Linked DNA regions of Mus musculus: all the other regions are linked to region 3. Evidence: chromatin loops called from intact Hi-C (ENCODE). Cell type or tissue: heart. All regions are shown on one strand.

Evidence for each region. Hi-C counts contacts between places; a loop is a spot of excess contacts. Peaks named below come from ENCODE experiments on the same cell type or tissue, not always from the same donor. Only the 100,000 strongest peaks of a DNase experiment are listed, where the experiment ranks them.
Region 1: it touches region 3 in a loop (11-fold over the local background); 9 of 42 quality-filtered maps call a loop at or near these places.
Region 2: a loop joins it to region 3, with 3 times the contacts of the local background. A loop is called at or near these places in 7 of 42 quality-filtered maps.

What each region holds. Positions count from the first base shown.
Region 1 is chr2:30,037,929-30,045,928 of GRCm38, reverse strand. Wdr34 (WD repeat domain 34) reads left to right here. Exons shown (of 9, transcript NM_001008498.2): 2 at 7,503-7,754. Among named protein-coding and RNA genes, the nearest start is that of Wdr34, 7.0 kb to the left of the region's middle. In heart, CTCF peaks have their summits at 1,616 (motif pointing right) and 3,299 (motif pointing left); a DNase peak (open chromatin) is centred at 3,298.
Region 2 is chr2:30,074,116-30,082,115 of GRCm38, reverse strand. It overlaps Pkn3 (protein kinase N3), which reads right to left and starts at 3,418. Exons shown (of 22, transcript NM_153805.2): 1 at 3,326-3,418; 2 at 2,354-2,582; 3 at 2,045-2,190; 4 at 1,430-1,541; 5 at 1,233-1,360; 6 at 880-1,063. The coding sequence starts at 3,340. In heart, a CTCF peak has its summit at 3,871 (motif pointing left); DNase peaks (open chromatin) are centred at 1,555, 3,535, 3,935, 4,465 and 1 weaker place; H3K4me3 peaks cover 2,732 bases; H3K27ac peaks cover 3,442 bases.
Region 3 is chr2:30,157,579-30,165,578 of GRCm38, reverse strand. Gm31080 (a long non-coding RNA gene) reads right to left here and starts at 2,973. Exons shown (of 4, transcript XR_866091.1): 1 at 2,403-2,973; 2 at 968-1,175; 3 at 464-529. It also overlaps the pseudogene Slc39a1-ps. In heart, a CTCF peak has its summit at 3,557 (motif pointing right); no DNase peak of the experiment used is centred here.

The DNA.
Region 1 (8,000 bases), 120 kb after region 3:
GCTGCATGTAATGGCAGCTCTAGGGGACACAATGTCCTCTTCTGCAGACTCCAGCACACACTTGGGGAGGCACCCAGATGCACACATACACACATAAGTACAAATACGATCCTTAAAGACAGCCGCACATGTACAGTGCACACACAGCTTAGAGGCTGGTGGGCACTGCTCCATGGCACAGTGGTCGCCCAGAGTGGACCAGCCCTGGTTCACTACTGCACTGCAGCAGAATAACAGCAAGCAAAAGGAAGTGGGAATGCTAGGAGGCTCTGGGATCCAGCACTGCCTCAGCCTGTGCAAGTACCCCATCCCCGGCTGTCCCTTCAACCTAGAAAGTCTAACCTGGAGCTGGAGAGTGCTTAAGAGCGTTTGCTGCTCTTCAGGAAGACCCAGGTTCTATTCCCAGTACCCACCACATTAGTGGTTCACAACCATCTGTAAATCTAGCTTCAGGGAACGCAGTACCCTCTCCCGAACTCTTTGGGGATCTCTCTGTCTCTGTCTCTCTGTCTCTGTCTCTCTCTCTCTCTCTCTCTCTCTCTCTCAACACACACACACACATGCATAACTTACAAAATGTAAGACATTTATTTTGGAGGCCCTGGAGAGCCAGCTCAGCAGTACAGAGCATTGGGTGCCTTCTCAGAGGACCCGGGTTGAGCTTTCATTGTCTACAAGGTGGCTCACCATCGTCCGTAACTCCAGCTTTAGGGATCCAGTGACCTCTTCTAGAGTGCTGGATTAAAGATCATTTACAGAACTTCATTTCCTTTTAGTAAACTGCTAAGATGCTTCCAGTCAGCCAGGTGGTGGTGGTGCACACCTATAGGCCCACCACTCAGGAGGCAGAGGCAGGTGGATCTCTGAGTTCGAGGCCAGCCTGGTCTACACAGTGAGTTCCAGGACAGCCAGGGCTACACAGAGAAACCGTGTTTCACAATACAACAAAGCAGCAGAAAGATGGTGTTTCCAGTCTCCTTCCCGTCAGGAAGCCTGGGCTGTAAGTACCTTGCTCTCTGGCCATCTCCTCTCGAGAGATCAGCATGGGCAGGTGGTGCTGTACTGCCTCTCAGCAGTGCACTGGGAAGAAAGCCTTATATTCACATTTAGTTATTTCATGTGTAAGAGTGTTCTGTCTGTATACTATGTGAGATTGTGGTACTCTGGGCGGCCAGAAGAGGGTGTCAGATGCTGGGGTCCTGGGGCTGCGAGCCAATGGTCTCCTCTGAAGAGCAGTGAGTGTGTTTGCATGTTTTGTTCTTTTGTGTGTGTGTGTGTGTGTGTGTGTGTGTGTGTTTTTCCCCGAGACAGGGTTTCTCTGTGTAGCCCTGGCTGTCCTGGAACTCACTCTGTAGACCAGGCTGGCCTCAAACTCAGAAATCCACCTGCCTCTGCCTCCGAGTGCTGGGATTAAAGGCGTGCACCACATGCCCAGTTTGTGTATTAAAAAAAAATATTTGCTTATTTATTTTATGTATATGCATACACTGTACAGGTGGTTGTGAGCCTTTATGTGGTTGTTGGGAATTGAATTTTAGGATCTCTGCTCACTCCGGTCCACCCCGCTCGCTCAGTCCCTGCTCACTCCAACCCAAAGATTTGTTTATTGTCATACATAAGTACACTGTTGCTGTCTTCAGACTCACCAGAAGAGGGCATCAGATCTCATTACGGATGGTTGTGAGCCACCATGTGGTTGCTGGGAATTGAACTCAGGACCTCTGGAAGAGCAGTGGGTGCTCTTAGCCGCTGAGCCAGCTCTCCAGCCCGTGGTTGTTTCTTAGTGGGTTGTGTTAGTTCTTGTGGGAAGTACCATGGCGAATATGGAAGTGTGGTGCTGCTCCCTTGGCAGAGGGTTAGAGTTTGAGTATCTGTCCCTCCAGTGCTTTGAACCTCTGGGATGCCCTAGCGGTGCATACGGCCTGCAGCCTGCTGTGACCCTGGACAGCAGGTGTTTGGTGTGATCTGGGAACCCGATTTTATGTTGAGCTGGAGTTAGTAACTACTTGCATAACTCAGTCTGCTGTCAAAAGTACCAGGAGGTCTATCCTCTGAGGAGAAGGTAGCCAGGTCTGGTAGCTGATGACTGTGGGTTGGGGGTGTGGGGGGGACGGGCGGTGCAGGGCGGACACTGAGTCAGGTGTTCAAGGCCAGCGTTGGCTACATAATGAGTTCTAGATTAGTCTAGATTCCATGAGCCCTGCCTCAAAAAAAAAAAAAAAAAAGGATAATGGTAAATAAAGTCTACATGTACCAGGTGGACTGCCAAGACTGTGGCTTAGTAGGGAGGGAGCACTCCCTACTCCTGAAGAGGACTCAGATCTTGAATCCAGTTCCAAAACAGCCACTGTCTTCTCGGCAAAGCACACATAGACGTAAAATAAACCAGTCTTCAGGTTATTACAGACCCTTGGGGTCATGTGATCCTTCTGCCTCAGTTGCCTGCACGGCTGGCTGCTCCACTATGATCTTTGATTTTTATTTTATGATTTTTTTTTGGGGGGTGGTGGTGGTTTGAGACAGGGTTTCTCTGTGTAGCCCTGGCTGTCCTGGAACTCACTCTGTAGACCAGGCTGGCCTCGAACTCAGAAATTCACCTGCTTCTGCTTCCCGAGTGCTGGGATTAAAGGTGTGCGCTACCACACCTGGCTTTATTTTATGTTTTTATTTTTAAGATTGTTATATTTTGTGTGTGGTGGGCAGTAGTGTAAATGCCACAGTGCATGTCTGTCACAGGGACAGTGTGGGAGTTAGCTCTCTCCTTTCACTGTGCAGGTCTTGAAGGACAGGCTCAGTGGTGAGCATCTTTGCCTGTTGAGCCATTTGGCTGAGCCCAATCCTGCTCTTTTTTGTTTGTTTGCTTTGAATTTTCAAGGCAGGGATTCTCTGTGTATCCCTCTGTGTCCTGGATCTCGCTCTATAGAGACCATGCTGACCTTGAACTCCGAGATCTGCCTGCTTCTGCCTCCAGGAGGCTGGGATTAAAGGCATGCACCACCGCCTGGCCCCACCTTGCTCTTTTAAAGTGTGCAGTTGTGTGGTGTGGAGTTGCTTTCAGTGCACACTCATCTCTAGGACAGGACCTTTTCCTCAGGGAGGAGCCCTGAGTTCCTTGAGAGAAACCTAGGACATATGAGCTGAACAGTTTCTGTCTTTACATCCCCTGGACTGCAGGGTAGGCGCCTTGTGCTTGTCTCCTGCTCACTTAAATGTGAATGGTTGAGTACCCTTCTCTCCAGGCATGCCTTCTGGGGTGTTGCCTGTCTAGCACGGCACATGCATGGCGCCCTCTGCTGGAGCCTGTGCCATTAAGTAAACCTGTGGCTTCTCCCACCAAAGTCTTGGTACTGGGCTGACAGGCATGCCAGCATGCCTGGGGCCCCCTTCCCTGCTTTGGGGCCCCCTTCCCTGCTTTGAGACATTGTTGCTCAAACTGGCCTCAAATTTAGGACGATCCTCCTGCCTCCACCTCCTGAGTGCTGGGATTAAGGTGTGTGACACTTTTGTCTCTAGATCCTTTTTAAGGCCTTGTGAAAAGACCCAGACTAACCAGAAATGTAGCGATTACTGCATACAGCTCATCTCCCGGCCTGGCCTCTCCCTTGAGTCCAAGTCTTTTGAGTAGCTGTTTGCTGCAGAAGCACTCAGAGCCAAGTTCAGCTAGGGGTGTGGCTGGGTGTGTGTGTGTGTGTCCGTATGGGACATATACCTATAATTCCAGGTAGAAATAAGAGGACCAGAAGTTGAAGGTCATCTTCATCTTCATCTTCAGACCCTGGAAGTGGGAGAAACAGCACTTGCATATTCAGGGTGAGAGCAAGTTTATGTGGACAGTACACGCTGGAGGGACGCTGGGCCTGGTTGCTGGATCTGCATTGCTTAGTCCATGTATACACACACACACACACACACACACACACACACACACACACATATATATTTAATGTATGAGTACACCATTGTTTTCTTCAGACACACCAGAAGAGGCATTAGATCCCATTACAGATGGTTGCCAATCACCGTGTGGTTGCTGGGAATTGAACTCAGGTCCTCTGGAAAAGCAGTCAGTGCTCTTAACTGCTGAGCCATCTCTCCAGCCCCCTTGCTCAGTGCTCTTAAGAGGTATTACATGTCCTTAACACTGGGTCAGATAGGTGCGAGTCTGCTATAGTGCTCTCACATCGAGTGTATATCAACGAGTGTTCACACAGGCCTTGGAAGGGAACAGTCATGGATGGGGGTGTGGGGTAGAGGAGACCTGAGGCCTGGAGAAGCCAAGGGACTCTGATGGCCTCTTGTTCGTTGTCAAGACCAGGTGAATAGGGTCCATCAGAAAAGAGGGTGAAGGGGCTGACTTTGTGGCCTTGGGCTTCACCCCAGAATCAGAAACACACACACATACGCGCACACACACACATGCGCGTGTGCGTGGGCCATTATTTTTTATTTTAAAATCTTTTTTTTTCACATAACATATTCTGATCAGGGTCCCTCTTCCCAACTCCTCCCAACTCCTCCCCTCACCCAAATCCACACTCTTTATTTTTCCTCTGAAAACAAGCAACCGAAAAACAAACAGGCTGGGCGTGGTGGTGCACGCCTTTAATTCCAGCACTCGGGAGGCAGAGGCAGGTGGATTTCTGAGTTCGAGGCCAGCCTGTTCTACAAAGTGAGTTCCAGGACAGCCAGGGCTGCACATAGAAACCCTGTCTTGAAAAACCAAAAAAAAAAAACAAAGAAAAAAAAAAACAAAGAAAAACAAACAGACAAACCAGAAAGAACAAAACAAACAAACAAACAGAAAAAAAAGCCAAACAATTTAAAGAAAGTCCAGTGCCTCCCGGCTGGGTTTAAACTTAATATGTAGCCAAGGACAAGGTGTGACCCCCACCTCCACTTTCTGTGTGGTAGCATTGTAGCTGTTAGTCAATGTGGCTGAGTTAGATCACATTTTCTGTTCTTTTTTTTTTTTTTTTTCCTTTCTTTTTTTAGACAGAATAGCTCAGGATGTCCTGGAACTTGCTGTGTAGACCAGTCTAGCCTGGTCTTCCTGCCTCTGTCTTGGCTTCTGCCTCCTGAGTCCTGGAATTAAAGACACGTACCCTCACACCATAATGACCACAGCGCTCTGACCACTGAAGACATTGGCTCTGTCCACCTGGGCTGATGCGTTGACCCCTGACTTGTCCTAGGTCTAGCATGGCTTGTCCTCGGCTGCTGTCCTGGCGAGGTGGGCAGCTGCTTCCTCTATCAATCCAAGTTCCAGGACTGAGCAGGGAGTTGGACCAGTCCAGAGATCCCTTTAGAGCAGTGTTTCTCAACCTTCCTGATGTAATGCTGCGACACTTTAATACAGTTCCTCATGTTGGGGTAACCTCCTGCCTTAAAATTATTTCCTTGCTGTTCACAACTAATTTTGCTATTGTTGTGAATTATAACAATTTTTTAAAAATTTTTTTATTTTTTTTGGTTTTTCGAGACAGGGTTTCTCTGTATAGCCATGCTGTCCTGGAACTCACTTTGTAGACCAGGCTGGCCTCAAACTCAGAAATCCGCCTGCCTCTGCCCTCCTGGGATCAAAGGTGTGCTCCACTATGCCTGGCTTATAACAAATATTTGATATGCTTGATATCTGGTATATGACCCTCAAGTGGGTCCAGACCCACAGGTTGAGAACCACTGCTTTAGCGTGCGCTGACTACCCCTGCTGCTCCAGCCCCTCCCTCTATTGGCTCAACCTTGACAGTAAGTAGCAGACACCACCCAAACAGCTCACAGTGGACCCTGTGGTGTGCATACCTCAAGACCTCCATGTGGACCAGACATCTGGTTCTGAGAGGCAGAAATTGGAATCTACCATCATTACTTTGTGGCTATATGTGCACATGTGTGGAGCCCAGAGGAGCCTCCCAAGCTCTGAGACCACAGGTAGGAGCCACCAGTGTTGTTGGCACCAGCCTGCCTCTACCTGAGACTTGACTCTGTCCCCTTTGCTCACTGTAGGACTGGCTCCAGCAGTCTCCACACAGCAGCTCCCAATTGGTTCTCCCTCACTTGAGCCTGAAGGGACTGGCAAGGCCTTTTCTGTTCCCATGTGGCTGGCTGTGGGGCCAACCCCTTCAGGCCTGCCAGAGCCAAGCACCCCTGTGTGTGTGTGTGTGTGTGTGTGTGTACATAAATACACATCTGCTTCCCAAACACCATGTGAAGTGCCAGACATGCATAAATGGTGAGATGGGACCCTGTGTTGGAGGTTTGCCACCTGGGAATTCTGAGCAAGTATGAAGTTAATAATACAGCAGCTGGCTGCCAGGGACCATGTCTGAATGTAGTATCCTGTGGGGCTGAGAAAGGCACTGAACCCAATTTCTAGGGTTTTTCAGCCTATAGGGGCTTCATATACAGAACCTTGGTGGGTGGCAGAGGTCTGGGCCTCTTTCCCAAGAGCCTCTTTTGATAGACAAGATGATGACAAGGGTGGCTGTGGCTCTGGTTTGGTCTGTGCCTACAGCTTCTCCCCAGGTGGGTCCTGTGCTTAATCGGCAGGGAGGAGGTGAAGCTGTAGGAAGGGTGGCTTTCTCCCCACTGGCTTGTCATGAATACCTGTCTGAAAGAAAGACGCTTGATTTTTTTTTTTTTTTTTTTTTTTTTTTGGTTTTTTTGAGACAGGGTTTCTCTGTATAGCCCTGGCTGTCCTGGAACTCACTCTGTAGACCAGGCTGGCCTTGAACTCAGAAATCTGCCCGCCTCTGCCTCCCAAGTGTTGGGATTAAAGGTGTGAGCCACCACCACCACGCCTGACAAGACTCTTGATTTTGATACAAGCTAGGGTCATTTGTAGAGAGGGGACATCGATTGCAAAAATGCCTATATCACATTGTCCTGATTAATAGTTGCTATTGAGGGCCCAGCCCACCATGGGCAGTGCCACTCCACAGATGATCCTGGCCTGTAGAAGAAGATTAGAGAGCTGAGCAAGCCATGGAGAGCAAGTTAGTGAGCAGCACTCCTCTGTGCTCTCTGCTACAGTCAGTTCCTGTCTGCAGGCGGGAATCTGCCTGGAAACGGGAATTCCTGCCCTGACTTCCTTTGGTGATGAAATCTAACTGTAAGTCAAAGGGACTTTTCTCCCTGCGTTGATTTTGGTTAGTGTTTTATCCCAGAAACAGAGAACAAGCTAGGGTAATAGACCAGGCGGGTCTCAAACTTACAGGGATCGGTATGTTCCTGCCTTCCAAGTGCTGGGATTAAAGGAGTGTGCCACCACATAGAGGATACAGTATGTGCTCTTAAACCACGAAGCCATCTTTCCAGGAAACGATCCCCCAGCTGTGTGTGTGCACAGCCGTGTATGCAGGTCTGAAGACAGCTTCAGGAGTCTGCTCTTTCCACTATGTAGGCTTTGGGAATCGGATCCAGGTCATTGGACTTGGTGATAAATCAGTGCCTTTATCCACTGGACCATTTTGCTGGTCATGACCCTGGTTTTAATCTCCTTCCAGAAAAGTTGCCAGACAGCGGGCATTGCCACAGCCGAGTCGTCTGCCCAGGCCCGGACACATGCAGATGCCCAGGTACAGACAGAGGCTCCCGAAGAGCCAGCGGCCATGGCTCCTGTTTCCCAGTATGACACCCTCAGGCTGGAAGCCTTTCTCCGGAGGGTGGAGGCCATGGTCATCCGGGAGCTGAACAACAACTGGCAGAGTCATGCCTTCGATGGCTATGAGGTGAACTGGACTGAGCAGCAGCAGACGGTAAGACGGGGGCTGCTGGCTTGGGGTGGTGCCCCTCAGGCTCCAAGGTCTCTTTAGAGCTTTGCTTTGCTCTACCAGAGGGACAGTAGTACCAGCACCAGCCAGTATACCAGGTAGAGAGTGTAGAGCTGGCTCACCCTGGGAGGAGGTGGCCCTCTTGGGGGAAGCCCATGACTGTAACAAAATCGAGTTGCTGAAGAGGTGTGGGGTTGTCGCCAGGGCAGCCTGCCACTACCCTGGCACCAT
Region 2 (8,000 bases), 83 kb after region 3:
CTGCCTCACTTCCCAGGGGGTTGGGTTGTAGGTGTGTGCTACCATACCCAGTTAATTTGGTGCTGGGACTGAACCCAGGACCTCATACGCAGTAAGAAAGAACTTTATCAACGTGTCCCCAATTCTTTGCCTTTAAACAAGAGGCTCCTTTTGTCTTGCCGGACTTGCTGGCTTGGCCATCAGCACTCCCGAGAGCCCTCCAAGGCCAAGCTCAGACTCCCCCCTGTTCTAAGGAGCCCTCCTTGATTATCCAAGATAATAGTAACAGAGCTCTGTCTAGCCCTATCTATTGTGTTCTGAAGCAGGCACCAGCCGGGCTCTAGCTTGCAGCTCCCATGATCTGTTGACTGCCAGTCAGCTGCTGCTACAAGAACAGACCTCATGAAAGAACTTACAGGTAGTCCAAGCTGCCCAGGCCCCAAGGCTGCCAGGGAGTGGACTGATTGTCAATCTACTCCCTACCGAAGGCCGGGCATTTAAATCCCATCCACGCTGGCCAGGCTCCAAGTGTGTTCTGAACATCAGAAACTTTTGGGTTTACAAAACTATCTTGTGGATCAGGAGAGCACTTCCACCCTTTGTTTACTTAGGGTCTCTCCCATGTCTCTCTGGCTGGCCTCGAACTCACTCTAAAGACCAGGTTGGAACTCACAGACATCCCCCTGCCTCTGCCTCCCGAGTGCTGGGATTAAAGGCGTGCGCCATCATGCTGGGTCACTACTATTGAATCTATGTTACAGATGGATAAACCAAGAATCAGAGTGGGAACATGAGGGATCCAAGGTCACACAGCAGGACTGAACTCTCTCCCAAATGCTTCAGCGTCCTCTCTAAAAGGTAAGGGACCCTCTGACGTGAAAGGGAATCCTTGCTACCTACCTGTCAAGGCAATAGGTTTCACAAGTGTCCCCAAAGGTTGGGGGTTCCCAAGCATTGCCATCCAAAGTTCTTGGGTCACCCTGCTACGTAGAGAGTGGGTGGGAGGCAACCTCTCCAGCAGCAATTCCAGGGCCAGCCGTAGGAGGTCCAGCTTCTGGGAGGATTCCTGGAGCTGGGCCTGGGCCTACCAAGGAGACACAAACACCAGGTATGGGTTAAAGGGGTCAGGCCACACCTCATGGGTATTCACTACTACCCTCCACAGGCAGCAACCCTGGGTGCAGGCCCCACTGCATGTGGATAGACCCAAACAGAGCTGTAGAGACAGCAGTGAGCCGGGGACACAGCCTGACCTCGGCCAGTGCCTTTCGGTCCTGCATCCTCTGGCCACCAAGCAGCTTCACCACATTCTTGGCACCTGCAGCCACAGCAGCCTCTACTCGAAGTCGGTGCTGCAGCTCCTCTGCCAGCAAGTCGGGGCCTGCAGGGCGGAGGTGAACCCTTAGCCTCGGCCATCGAGGGCCACCCTCCCTGACCTGAGAGGCCTCACCTGGCTCTGGAGAGCCACTGGACTCCAGGCTGCTTATCTTCATCCGGAGCAGGGCCACCTTCAGTTGACTGTCCTTTAACATCTGCTGGGCAGCCGCCAGGAGCTTCCTCTCCTGGGGAGGTGACACTCGCCCCATCAGAAGGGGCTTACGGCAGACCACCAGGGCCTGGGTGGGGCTGAGCCTCCCCTGTTATACCAAGGTTCAAGCTCCTACAAGGAAGATACTACAGGCAAGCCTCCCTTGTTGAACTAGGTAATGGGGGGTGGAGGCTGGCGGGGTGAGCGGAACCTGACACTCATCAGTTTGACAAGCTAAGTAGTAAGGATTCTGTCAGATGGAGAAGAGAGGGTAGGTTGCCAAGAGCTGGACGGGCAGCCGGCTGGATCTTCCGCTAGCCTTCTGTTGTTGGGCTTTGCTGACAGTGTGGGTCAGAGACTTGCCTCACCCACCTACCTGTACTTCTAGCATTAGGTGAGGAGCTGGGCCAGGGTAGCATTTCCCTGTTGGCACAGGGTCTGGCTGGCTTTGTGATCCTTATACCTGAGAGCTACGTCTCTCCCATCAGGTAGATGAGAAGCCAGGCCTACCCCTCTTCATCAGACGCCAGCCCTTACCTTGGGGGTGCCGCTGGCACACGTGTGAATCATATTCTCAGCCCCCTGCTTTACCTTTAGCTCTACCTGCAGCTGCCTATGTAAAGCCTCCGAGAGCCGAGCCCTGGACTGCTCCGCCCGCGGCTGGGGTTCCGAGGTCACTGGCTCTGCAACACAAGGCTAGAGTTCAGACCCCGGGGAAGCAGCGCTTGCCTTTTTCCCTTCCCTTCCGTATAGACAACATGTGGATGATATAGGGTGGTCAAAGCCAAGGCCAGGATTGTGTTCGTGAGTCTCCCGTTCCCAGGTTTATTCAGACTCCTCGCTCACCGGCTGAGGCTGGCAGCAGAACTTGGGCATGCAGCTCCCGAAGCTCGCCATGCAGCTGCTCCAGGCGGCGGTTGGAGGCCCTAAGCAGTTGCTGCACATGACCCAGGTGGCGTCGGTCTGTGGCCACGCGCCGCATGTTCTCCATGCCCTCCTTGATCTTCAGCTCCTTCTGGATGGCTCGGCGGACCATCTCTTTCTCATCCTTGGGGGCTCTCTGGCCAGTCCCAGGCTGCAAAGGGCAGAGAAGTCTTAGCCTACCCTGCTCCACAGCAAAGAGGGAACAGATACAAAAGGCAGAGCCCCAGAGTGTCTCAGAACCCTGCAGTGTCTAGCTCCTGTCTCCCTTTCAAAGAAGGGAGAGAGAAAACAGACCAGGTTCGCCCAGTGCCTTCTGGGTACTGAGGTTTACACTCTAACAACACACTAAATTCCCTTCTCCTTGGTAGTAGTCGCTCTTTTGTGGTCCTGGGGAAAGAAGCCACAGCCTGGAGCGTGCTAAACAAGAGCTCTGACACAGACCCACATGCTTAGCTCTCATTCCTATTTTATACAGGAGCAACAAAGAAAGAAGAGTTAGGTGGCTTGCTCACACAGGCAACACAGAGGAGTGGCCACTGTGGATCGAGGGACAGTGTGATCCCATTTTCTCCCAGCCTGCCACACTGCTCTCCCTAGGTCTGAGAAGCAACCGGAACCTGGGAGGTAATGTAGGCAAAGAATTCACTCTAGGTCCCCTGCAGGAGACAGCCAGTGGCCCAAAACACCACAACTTATTTCTTTTGCCTTACATAGTGTGGCAGACAGGTGCTGTGGCAGAAGTGGCAAGCAGGAGCTACAGCTGTTCACCAGATTAGAGGCACCATCAAAGGCAGGGAGAGAAAACTTCTCGGAGGCTGACCTTATTCCAGAGCAACTCCTGCTGACCCCCTTCCTATCCCCAGGATCCTGGAAGCCACACTATTTTATCCTTACCTTTCGGTGTTCCATCTCCTAAGCCCCATGAAAGAATGGCTACTCTGTTTAGGGGCCCCAGGCCTCAGCTAGGTTGATCGTCCTGCCTTAACTGTCAGAGGGCAAGGGCGAGGCTCAGGAAATCCTTTGGCTGCCCCAAGCAGGAGGGCCAGAGCCAAAGGCCTGAGCAAACAAAGCTCTTACAGAGCTGGGGGCCTGCTGGCCACCGGGGTCCTGAGTCACCTCGCTGCCGCTGCTGCAGGGCGGAGGCTCACAGGAAATCGGAAAATGTGTATAAGCTAGACAGGCCGAGAAGGATCTCCGGAGGAAGGGTACTGGGAGGGGTGAGATCCAGCCTTTCAGGCTGCCTGAGGGCTGCGGTGCTCCAGTCTACTGCACTTCACCTTCCCCTCAAGTCCTGACTTGACACTAGGGTGTTATCTTCTACATAAACATCTCACCTCACCTTTAACTGTCCTGGCATAGAACAGTATCTCTCTCTCCTGCTTAAGTGACACATCTAACCCGAACCTCTCCACATTGTGGACCCCTCGTTGGACCCAAGAGTTCCTTGCACAATGCTGAGCCAAATCCCTCTAGTGGCCAACTTGTTCTAGCCTGTGGGTGTGGTGTATTGGGGACAACGCCCACTGCGCGCACAATCTTGTCCCCGTTCCCCGTCCCTCCGCTCCCCCCACCCCCTCCCCGCTCCCCCAGTCCTCTTGGAAGGCTGTATACTCCAACCTTTGCGCTCCTGGCAAATTCCCACCTTCCTGCAAGTCTCTAGAAGATCGAATTTTAGGGAACTTGACCTATCTTACCCCCACCCCCACCCCCGGTGGCATATTCCACGGTAACAGGCGTGCTGCCGGGCTGGATCTCCGTCACTTCGGGGACCTGGGCACCAGAGCGTCTTAACCCAGGGCTCAGGCAGAGAGGCCAGAATAGTGTGAAGATCCGAGCACCGTGTGCTCAGAGTTGCAAACACGGTCGCTGCGTGCGCTTGGTTCACCTGGCGCACAGCCCCCTCCGGCTCCATGGCGCCTTGCCCGCCAGTCCTCTCCTCCACTGCGGTTCCGGAAGCCCGGGTCTCAGTGCCTGACTTTCAAACTTGAAACTTCCCGGGAAGTGGCGCGGGACACGCGGTCGGGCGCCCCCTCCGGAGACTCGCGCGCCCCGCAGGAGCTGGGGAGCAGCGCCCCCTCCCGGCCACGCGGGAGCAGCGTCACGCTCTGCACCGCAACTGTTCTTAGAGATGGGAAAGCCGAGGGCCATTTCTGCTCTAGCTTTGCCCGCAGCATGCGCTGGGGCCTGGCCTGGTCACGGAGTAAACCTTGACCCAAATTATGGCCAGATCCAAATAAGATACGAACTAACTCAGACTTGTGCAAAACGCATTTTCTGACTCAGCGGGAGTCAAGGTTCTGATTTAGCATAAGGATGTCCACAGGGGCTGAGGAGGAAGTTCAGTAACTGTGTGCTGTGAGCATAAGGATTAGATCAGTCAAACCAACCTTGTTGGTTTTTAAGGGGCTGGGAGTGAGGGCAGGACTTCTCCGGTGGGTAGGATTTGCCCAGAACATAGGGGGTGGGGGTTTGCCCTCCAGGTGTGGTCGTGAAGACCCTATGGTGCCTGGTGCAGAGGGCCAGACAGAACCGTGGTTGGCGTTAACGCCAGCACACCACACCCATGCCTTCAATCCCAGCAATTGGGAAGCAGAGGCTGTCAGATCTGTGAGTTCATGGCCAGCCTGATCTACAGAACAAGTTCCAAGACAAAAAGAAGGGCTACACAGAGAAATCAAGTCTCGAAGAACCAAAAAACAGCCAACCAACCAACCAACAACAACAGGTCTGAGGGGAGATTCTGGCTCTAACATTTTTTTTTTTTTTTTTGTTTTTTGTTTTTTTTTGAGACAGGGTTTCTCTGTGTAGCCCTGGCTGTCCTGGAACTCACTCTGTAGACCAGGCTGGCCTCGAACTCAGAAATCCGCCTGCCTCTGCCTCCCGAGTGCTGGGATTAAAGGCGTGCGCCACCACGCCCGGCTGGCTCTAACATTTTTGGCATCCTATGAGTAGCAGTAGTTGGAACCTACCTCTGGAACCAGTCTACACAAGGTTACAATCCTAGCACCAGAAAGGCTGAAGCAGGAGATGGATGGTGCGTTTGAAGGCTGCTGAGGTTGCTCTTTTTGTTCGAGAAAGGGACTCACCATATAGCATTTGCTGACTTCAAACTCAGCTACCCATTCACCTCCCTCTGCCTCCCAAGTGCTGGCTGGGATAAAGTGTGTGGCACAACACCCAGGCAGAGGGCTACTTTCACTGTTAAAACTTCTAAAAAAAAAAAAAAAAAAAAAAAAAGGGGCTGGTGAGATGGCTCAGTGGGTAAGAGCACCCGACTGCTCTTCCGAAGGTCCAGAGTTCAAATCCCAGCAACCACATGGTGGCTCACAACCATCTGTAACAAGATCTGACGCCCTCTTCTGGAGTGTCTGAAGACAGCTACAGTGTACTTACATATAATAAATAAATTAAAAAAAAAAAAAAAAAAAAAGAAAAAAAAAAAAAAACAAAAAACTTCTTAGGATTTTTTTTTTTTTTTTTTTTGGTTTGGTTTTTTTCGAGACAGGGTTTCTCTGTATCGCCCTGGCTGTCCTGAAACTCACTTTGTAGACCAGGCTGGCCTCGAACTCAGAAATCCGCCTGCCTCTGCCTCCCAAGTGCTGGGATTAAAGGCGTGCGCCACCACCGCCCAGCAGGACTTTTTTTATGTGCCTATAGGAATGTTTTGTTCACATGTGTGTGTGCACCATGTGGATGCCTTGTATCTTTGGAGGTCAGAAGATATTGAGTGCATGTAGGTGCTAGGAGTCAAAGCCAAGTCCTTTGCAGGAGCAGTGTTTTAAATCTCTGACCCTCTAGCAACAAGAAAAAGAACCACAGCTTATGAAAACTATGAATCACACCCATAAATCTCTCCCTCTGAGTTGCCGGTGCTACAGTTCAGAGGTCAAAGATATTCCCGAAGGCTGGTGAGATGGCTCAGCGGGTAAGAGTGGCTGACTGCTCTTCTGAAAGTCCTGAGTTCAAATCCCAGCAACCACATGGTGGCTCACAACCATCCATAACAAGATCTGACCCCCTCTTCTGTTGCTACAGTATACTTATAAAATCTTTGGGCCAGAGAGAGCAGGGCTGACCAGAGTGAGCAGAGGTCCTAAAAATTCAATTCTCAACAACCACATGAAGGCTCACAACCATCTGTACAACTACAGTGTACTCATATACAATAAATAAATAAATCTTTAAAAATGAAAAAGTTATTTCAAGAGGGGCTCAGTGGTGTATGTCTGTAATTCCACCATTCACAAGGATTTTTTTTTTCCTTTTCTGAAACCCAGTTTCTCTGTGTAGCTCTGGCTGTTCTGGAATGGCTCTGTAGACCAAGTTGGCCTAGAATTCAGTGATCTGTTCACCTCTGCCTCCCAAGATTAAAGATGGGCGCCACCACCACTGTCCAACTTTATCAGATGGACCTCTTTTTTTTTTTTTTTTTCCAAGACAGGGTTTCTCTGTGTAGCCCTGGCTGTCCTGGAACTCACTTTGTAGACCAGGCTGGCCTTGAACTCAGAAATCCGCCTGCCTCTGCTGGGATTAAAGGTGTGCACCACCATGCCCGGCCAGATGGACCTCTTGAGTGAGCCTGTCTCCCACCCCCACCTCACAAAAAAACCCTCACTCAACAGGAAGTACTACTGCTACTCCCAGAAGCTAAACCAATAATCTGATTCAGAGCTCTCTTTTGGTCATCTCAAACAGGAAAAAAAGAGCCAGGATCGATGGCACATGTCCTCAATCCCATCATGAGGGAGAGGCAGGCAGGTAGAGCTCAAGGATAGCCTAGTATAGAGTCCCAGGTAGCCAATGAATGCTACACAAACCCAACTCGAAAGAAAAGTTGTCTGCACATGTGATTATAGCCCCCAACCCCAACTCCCAGGGTAGTGACTGTAGTTTCCAAGTGGCTAAAAGATTCTGTATGTGCACGCTTTACCTTCCTCCGTGGCACTGAGGGCAAATGTTGGGTTCTATACATTGTAGACAAACCCTTCACCACAAATGAAAGCCCCCAGCCCTCTATAGAATACTGCTTCAGAACCACCTATACCAGAAAGCTGAATGAGTAAGTCCCTCACATGGAAGGAAAGGAGCTGGGAGCAGAAGCCATCATTAAGGCATCTGAGCAGTTGAACGGTCTGATGCAAGCACCTATGCTCAAATTCTCAGGCAGACTGCAAGCCTAGCATCCAGTATGTGGCTCCACACCCAAGATGCCTTTTAAGACTGGCCAGCCTGAAGGCGCCTAAGGTTCCATACAGGGTACATTTTCCTATTGTACCCAACTGGTGCAGCTATTCTAGGCCTCTGGTAAAATCAGTACAGATGTAGCTTGAGCTGTGAAACATCCTATAATTCCTTATATCACGTAACTGCAACCCATTAGACCTGATAAAAATTAGAGATGGGGATGGTAGAGCATGCCTTCAATCCCAACACTCAAGAAAGCAGATCTCTGGATACCTGGCCAGCATGGTCTACATAGCAAATTCCTAGAACAGTCAGGATATAGACACCTCAAAAGATATGCAAACAAACACAAGACCACCCATCCCCAATTAAATGTGGGTGTGTG
Region 3 (8,000 bases):
TTGAGAGGTTAGGAGAAAGGAGTCAGAGAAACTTAGTCATAGTGACAGAGAGTATTTTTAAAAAAGAGAGAGACTGCAGAGGAAAAGCAGATGAGAGGAGAGAAGCAACAGATTCGAGAATGGGCAAAGATCCTGTTGGCAGCCATGGACAAACTAGAAGACCATAGGAGATGCCTAAAACAGACAACTTCAGAAGAAGGAGTTAAGGGAGGCCCTGAGGTCAAAAGTGCCCCATCCCCAACCCCAGGGTAACCCTAAGAGTAAAAGGGAAACCCAACAGTTTTCCTGTTGTTGTTGATTTTTAATAAAGTTCAATATTCTGTCTTGCTAAAACATGAAGATCAAGTCTCTTCATCAGTTTATAAATGGCTTTCCAGTGGCAACAGAAACAAAACAAAGACTCAGGACATCTTAGAGGCCCTAAAAATATTGGGCTATTGAGCCTTGACAAAGAAGGCCTTACTCTACTGTTGTGTCCGGCCTGCAGCTCACATGTTTGGGTTCAAGTCTGGAAAGGCATCTTAGAAACCTGGAAGAGAAGAAGGGGACTAGGCAGCGCGAGATAAAGACGGAACCAAGACAAGGCTCTGCTCAAGGTTCAATTTTACTATTCCGACACTCCGTTATGAAGGAGGGGGAGGGGCCGATTCCTGCCAAATAATCTTGGAGTAAGGTTGCAGGTGAACACGTGATGGCTTCGGAACAGCAAAGCGGCAGGCTCCAGCAGTGGGCGAGGCAGAATGATTGAGCGGCAAGCTCCACCCCTGAGCAAGCAGGTTTCAGGCTGGAGAGGGGAGGCTACACTCTACCAATTACAGGTGACCTCCCTAGACCCAGGGGATGCATACCCAGACTCGGGGCCCTGACATCAGCCAATAGCCAATCTGATACCACTTGCCAGAAGCTGCCCTCCCACCCCCGTTTGTGCAGCCTTCTGGTTAAAGATGATGCCAGAATGACTCCTTACCATCCTCTCTTCTCGAATGCCCCCAGGATAACGTTTCAGCTGCCCTGCTGCCTGACCCTGAGCTTGATTGATGGGCTTCTGCATGACTGCTCAGATGGATGCAGAGGTAACATGGTTCACCAATGGCAACTGCCTCATTCAGGATGGACAGAGATATGCTGGGGCAGTGATGGTCTCAGACACCAAGATCATATGGGCAGAACCACTCCTGGCAGGAATGTCAGAACAGAAAGCTGAACTGGCAGCTTTGACCAAGGCAATAGAGTTGAGAAAAGACAAGAGACACAGATGGTTGGTGCCTTTGCTACTGCTCACATCTAGGGTAATTTTTATATAGAGAGAGGCCCTCTGAAGGCAGAAGGAAGAACTAAACTCCATCCCAAAGAGCAACAAGACAGCCCAGTGGGTAATCCTAGAAAATTGGGCCCCTCATTTCCTTGACTGCACTAGATCCAGGAGATCCCACACCCTCTGACCAGACAGAAGATGGGATCTTGGCCAAAAGCCTGCCCATGTATCAGTGTCATAAGAGATGATGGAGATCAGCTGACTACAAACTAATTGTACTAGAGAAAATGGGTATAAGCATACTGAAAAAGATGCATTGTTCTTCAAACATGGGACCCCAGAGAATTCAGAACTTAGTCCACCATTCCCACATCAGAATTAGAGATCCCAACTCGAAAATAGCTGAAATTGTTAAAAAACAAAAACAGAAACAAAACACCCAAAACAACCATAAATCCTGTCAATTGACCAATGCAGTTGCCAATAAAAAGAACAAAAATACTCAATACTGAAGCACTAAGCCAGAAGTCTATCAGGAAATGGACTAATGAACTTCACAGAGGTAAAGCCAAGAACATTTGGATACGCCAGGGCGGTGTTGGCACATGCCTTTAATCCCAGCACTCGGGAGGCAGAGGCAGGCTGATTTCTGAGTTCGAGGCCAGCCTGGTCTACAAAGTGAGTTCCAGGACAGCCAGAGCTACACAGAGAAACCCTGTCTCAAAAACAAAACAAACAAACAAACAAACAAAACCAAAAAAGAAAAGAAAATTTGGATACAAATATTTGCTAGTATTTATAGATACCTTTTCAAGATGGACTGAGACTTTCTCAACTAAGCATAAGACTGTGCAGATAGTAACAAAGAAACTACTGAAAGAAATTCTTCCAAGGTTTGGTTTCTCTAAGCTTATAGGCTCAGACAATGGACCTGCATTCGTGTCCCAGGTAAGTTAGAGATTAGCTAATATTTTGGAGATTGATTGGAAATTTCCTTGTGCTGACAGACTCCAGCGTTCAGGACAGGTAGAGATGGTAAATAGAATCCTAAAAGAGACCTTAACTAAATTGACCTTAGAGACTGATGATGACTCTCTCCCCTTCATCCTTTATAGAGTTCAGAACTCCCCACCCAGGTAGGACTCACCCTTTTGAAGTTGTGTTTGGTTCACCTGCTGACAGAAGCTGTTACATGATCTCGAGGGTGCCCAGTGGGTGCACAAGCTTGTTTGGCATAGCATTGTGCTTTCCATAAAGCAGGTCCACCTGTGGAGCTCCATCAACTTGAGCCTGGAGACACAGCCAGGGGTCATAGAGCTTCGCTGAAAGGGTCCCTGTGCTACAGAGTCCACCACACATCCAGTTGCTGTTGAAGAAGACCCTGGCCAGCAGGAGGAGAATTCAGCCTCAAGACTCCCTCTTGTCTCCCACTGATGCCCCTACCCATGCCCCAGGGGCACCACAAAGACATAGCCCTGTCACTGTTTTCATGAAGCTTCAGAAGTTCCGTGATTGGGCCTTCTGGTCGAAAGAGAAAGGGAAGGGGGTGAGAGGTCAAGTCTTTTAAGTTCAGACTCCATTTTAGAGAACTTGATCTAAGTTTGAACTCAGGTAGACTAACAGGCTGGTATCTTGCATTGGTTTCCAAGTTGTCCCTCAACAAAACCAAAGCCTAGCTCCAGTCTTTAGGCTAATCCCCAACAAGACCAGCGTCTCAAGGTTACACCCTCAACAAGACCAGCATCTCCAGGGTATTCCCCCAACAAACCTGCATCCCCAGGTTACAAGCCCACCCCCTGCCTAACGACCACCAATGTGGACGGGAGCAGAAGTTAATTTATGGTATGACTCCCAGCACCAGCCAATTATGTTAAAGGTCACAGCAGCTTTCCAATTAGATGCCTGTTGCTTATTATAAAGCCTTGTCCTGATAGATATTCTGACCTCAACCACCACCAAAACCGTCCTGCGTGACAGCAGTGAGCTGGGGGGGACCCAAGCTAGGTGGAATAGAATAAAGACCCTGCTGTGAGTTGCATTAGTTTGGCTCCTGTCTGTTTTGGGGGAGAATCACTAACATTTCCCTGGCAGTACATACTCACATATACAAGATAGATAGATAGATAGATAGATAGATAGATAGATAGATAGATAGATAGATAGATAGATAGATAGATAGATAGATAGAACATAGCAGTGGCCCAAAAGCTCAGATCATAGAAGCTGCATTTTTTCTCTTCAGTCCACCCCTACCTGAGAGTGGAAGAATCCAAATCCCCTGCAATGTCCTGAGTCAAACACCAGAGGGAAGCAAAGAACACACCAAAGAAATTGGAGCCTAGAAAACTTTTAACCATGTGAAAGGGGTTTTAAGTGAAATTGATAATTTTAAAGAAAAATAGACACATAAAGATGAAAAACACAATAAAGAGCTTTGGGCTTTATGTAACACTATTTTAAACATTTTGAGGAAGATGGAAGTAATGAATAAAATTGGCACATTGCTGATTAAAATTATTGTATTATTAAGCTTCATTTGGGGGGTGGGGGGCTGAGACAGGGTTTCTCTGTGCAGCCCTGGCTGTCCTGGAACTCACTCTGTAGACCAGGTTGGCCTCAAACTCAGAAATCAACCTTCCTCTGTCTCCCAAGTGCTGGGAAAAAGGTGTGCACCACCACTGCCTGGCTTAAGCTTCATTCTTTTTTTTTTTTTTTTTTTTTTTTGTATAGAAACATCTTTTATTTGGGTAACATATCCCAAAACAGGTCAGTTAGTAAAATAGATTCTACAGAGTACAGACCTATGCACAGCCCTCCCTCCCCAAAAATAATCCTGAGGGAGGGAGTCTGTCTCCCTCCACCCCGGACTCCTCAGATATAAAGTTTTGGCAGGTTATTGGTTTTCTTCTAGGTATGGACCACCATGTCTACTTTCTGTAGTGTCTGGTGTCAGTACCTACTTTTCTCTCACTCCAGACCAGTTCAGTAAACATTTCTTCCCCACCCCAAATTATGGGGCCGAAATAAAAGAGCAAATAGGTCTCTACTGAGGTGCTGGGCAGGCCCCAGCTCCTCAGCACTGTGCTTTCAAAAAGGGGGCAGGTGAGCAATACATGTGCTACACACCTTTAATCCCAGTGCTCAGGAGGCAGAGGCAGACTGAGCTCTGAGTTTGAGGCCAGGACAACCAGGGCTATACAGAGAAACCCTGTCAAAAAAACCTAAAGGGTGGGTGGGTGGGTATTTGGCACTTTAACAACAGACTAGTGAGCTAGGCAGTGGTGGCATGGCACCCCTTTAGTCCCAGCATTAAGGAGGCAGAGGCAGAGACTGGTGGAGCTCTGTAAACTCAAGCCCAGCCTGGTTTACAAGAGTGAGTTCCAGGACAGCCAAGGCTACACAGAGAAACCCAAAAAGGTGAGGACAGGAGAGGCCAGATAAATTATGAAACCTGGCAGAGAGACCATTTGGCACTAGTCCCTTAGTGGAAGACAAGAGAGAAATATAAGAGTAGGAGGGAAGAAAGGAGGAGGAACCATTTCAGCCATCAGAGTGGTGAGATGGGCTAGAACCAACAGGATACTGGCTTTGACTTACAACCTCTGTATCTTTATCGCAATGAGGCTGGATGCCTAACTCAGTTCTTCTGTCAGCTTGTCTCTGAGATGTACTGCCTGGCCTCTGACTGTAGCAGTCTGCCTCCTTCTAATGTCCCTGACCACGTCTGTAGTAACTTCGCTATCTCTTATTCTTTGGGTCTGGGGCTAGCCTCTTCTCTGCCCACTTCCATCTCATTATTCATAGTCCAAATGTCCCATCCCTATCTCTAAGAGAACTCTTTGGTCCTCACTACTTTCCTTCTCCACTTCTTTCTATTTCCCACCAATTGAGAAGGGGAGGGAGGGAGGACAGGGGCACCTGATAGCCAACCTCCCCTGCCTTTTCTCCTGAAGCACCTTAGATTTGGACAAAGAGAAGGCCAGTGAGCAGGGCAAAGCCTGCTAGGAGCAGAATGACCTTGAGGATCCTCTGCTCAGAAGTGGCCAGTTCCTGGGGTAGAATTTCCAGGAAGGTGATATAGAGGAAGGTGCCAGCTGCCATGCCCTCTAGAACAGATTGGGCCAGCTGGTGCAGAGGCCCAGCTGACTCTGCCAGAGCTGCACCCAACCCGATGCCCAGAGGTGTCATACATGAGAAGAGGATCCCGCAGCCAGCCACCACCTGCACACGTAGGTGGCTCTGTAGCAGCCGCAGGGACAGGCTGACTGCCAGAATGCCCCTGTGAAGCAGCAGAGCTAGGCACAGCTCCATTGCCCGAGCCCTGTCTCGCTGCAACCCTACAGCCAGGCCCTCAAATACTGAGTGCAAGGCTAAGGAGAAGACCGGGACACAAGCACGCAGGGCTGAGGGAGCTGCTGGAGTTCCGCCGGCCTGGGGGATCCCTGGTCCATCATGCCAATGCTGAGGCCCACCATTCACTGTGCCCAGTAGAGCCCTTGTCTCTTTCGAATGGGGTGGACTGGACTGTTCCTTGTAAGCCAGCGTGATTTGCTCCATCACCAGGACCAGGAAGAAACCCATGGCCAAGATGAATTCTTGCAAGGGGAACTGAAGCGTCACATGCAGGGCCTCCAAGGCCTCATCTATGGCAGCCAGGTAGTCAGGCAGCAGGTCCAGAAGACATGTAGCCAAAAAGACTCCTCCTGCGAAGCAGCTGACGAGGCTCAGGGCTTTCTGGCCCGAGGCTGAAGCTTCATGGTTAGCACCTGACCTTCGAAGCACACAGACAGGTACCAGGCTGCCGATGAGTGTCAGCAGCAGCAGCACCAGGGCCCCCAGTTTCCCCTCCAGCCCTACTGGCACCGAGGGCTCCAATGCGACTGCTTCTGGGCGCCACACCAGGAGCTCTGGTTCCCCCAGGACCCCATGGTGGCTGTGATAACTCGGTGACTCTTGGACCTATACAGAGAAAACTCCCGAGGGTCTCACTCCATTGCTGTCTCTCAGTTCCGGCCTTGCGTCGGGAATTCCCACCCCCTCCCCTTAAGCTTCATTCTTAACAAGCAGTTTGGTTTGCTGTATCTTTTTTTTTTTTTTTTTTAAACCAAGGACTTTGAAAAAATTCACAAATCTTAGAAAAAAGTACAGAAAATTATAAATCAGAGTGAAGAGATTACTTGGATATCTTAAAAAACAGGAAAAAAGACAAAGGTGAAATATGATGAGAAGCATTAGAAGAAAGGTTACAGAAATTTATAAATCTAAATGAACAAGATAGCAGAGACACAGGCGCAGGAGAGGGATGGAAGATGGACATAGATTTAAAAGGGGAGTTTAAAATATTGACAGATTAAAAAGAAAGCCAGCCAAAGGTTGTTAGGAAAACCAAGCCAAACCAGCAGCTTGTCCATGTAGTGTCCAGCAAAGGCCAGCAGCTTGTCCATGTAGTGTCCAGACAGGCCAGCAGTCGCTGAGCACCCCTGAGAGGACTGTGGACGGCTTCCTGGGGACGTGCTGGCCTTGGGAAAGTTTAAGGGAACTTACAAGTTAAGTGTTGCTAATGTTGGCATGCACTTGCCATACCTAAAAAAATCTTGACTTCTTGGGTGATCAAAACTAGAATAATCCAAGCTGGGTGTAGCACTTTAATCCCAGCACTCGGGAGGCAGAGGCAGGCAGATTTCTGAGTTTGAGGCCAGCCTGGTCTACAAAGTGAGTTCCAGGTCAGCCAAGGCTATACAGAGAAACCCTGTCTTGAAAAACAAAACAAGCCGGGTGTGGTGGCGCACACCTTTAATCCCAGCACTCGGGAGGCAGAGGCAGGCGGATTTCTGAGTTCGAAGCCAGCCTGGTCTACAAAGTGAGTTCCAGGACAGCCAGGGCTATACAGAGAAACCCTGTCTCGAAAAACAAACCGAAAAAAAAAAAAAAAAGAAAAGAAAAGAAAAACAAAACAAAACAAAACAAACAAACAAACAAAAAAAACCCAAACCCTAGAATAATCCAAGTCTGGAAAGATATGGCAAGAACAATATTAGAACCTGGGTCATGGTTACAATGACTTTTGTAGTGGATAGAAGAGGCTAGGGAAACAGAACCAGGGTTATTAACATTCCCACAGACCCCTGCTAGGGGAAGGTCAGTACGTGGAGGTAGAGATGCAAGTCATATGTCCTTATATGATGAAGAAACCTTGGCATTATGACGGATGGCAGCCTTAAATGCCCAGGACAAATTTTTTTTTAAAGATTTATTTATTTATTATATGTAAGTACAATGTAGCTGTCTTCAGACACTCCAGAAGAGGGCATCAGATTTCGTTATGGATGGTTGTGAGCCACCATGTGGTTGCTGGGATTTGAACTCCGGACCTTCAGAAGAGCAGTCGGCGCTCTTAACCACTGAGCCATCTCGCCAGCCCCCCCCCCTTTTTTTTTTTTTTTTTTTGGACAAATTTGAAGGAATAGGAAAAAGAAACATTCACTGGCTTTTTGCAAAAATTGGCTTCAGCTGCAGATGCGAAGACACCAGATCCACTAGTAGGAAGACACTAATCAATACCAGATCCACTAGTAGGAAGACACTAGTCAATACCAGATCTACTAGTAGGAAGACACTAATCAAATCTTTGGCTTTTGAAAATGCTAATGCTGAGTGCAAAGGTGTGATCTGATCTGACTTTAAAGACTTGATCAGCAGCTGTAGCTGAATGGATCAGAAATGCAGTTGAGTCGGGCGTGGTGGC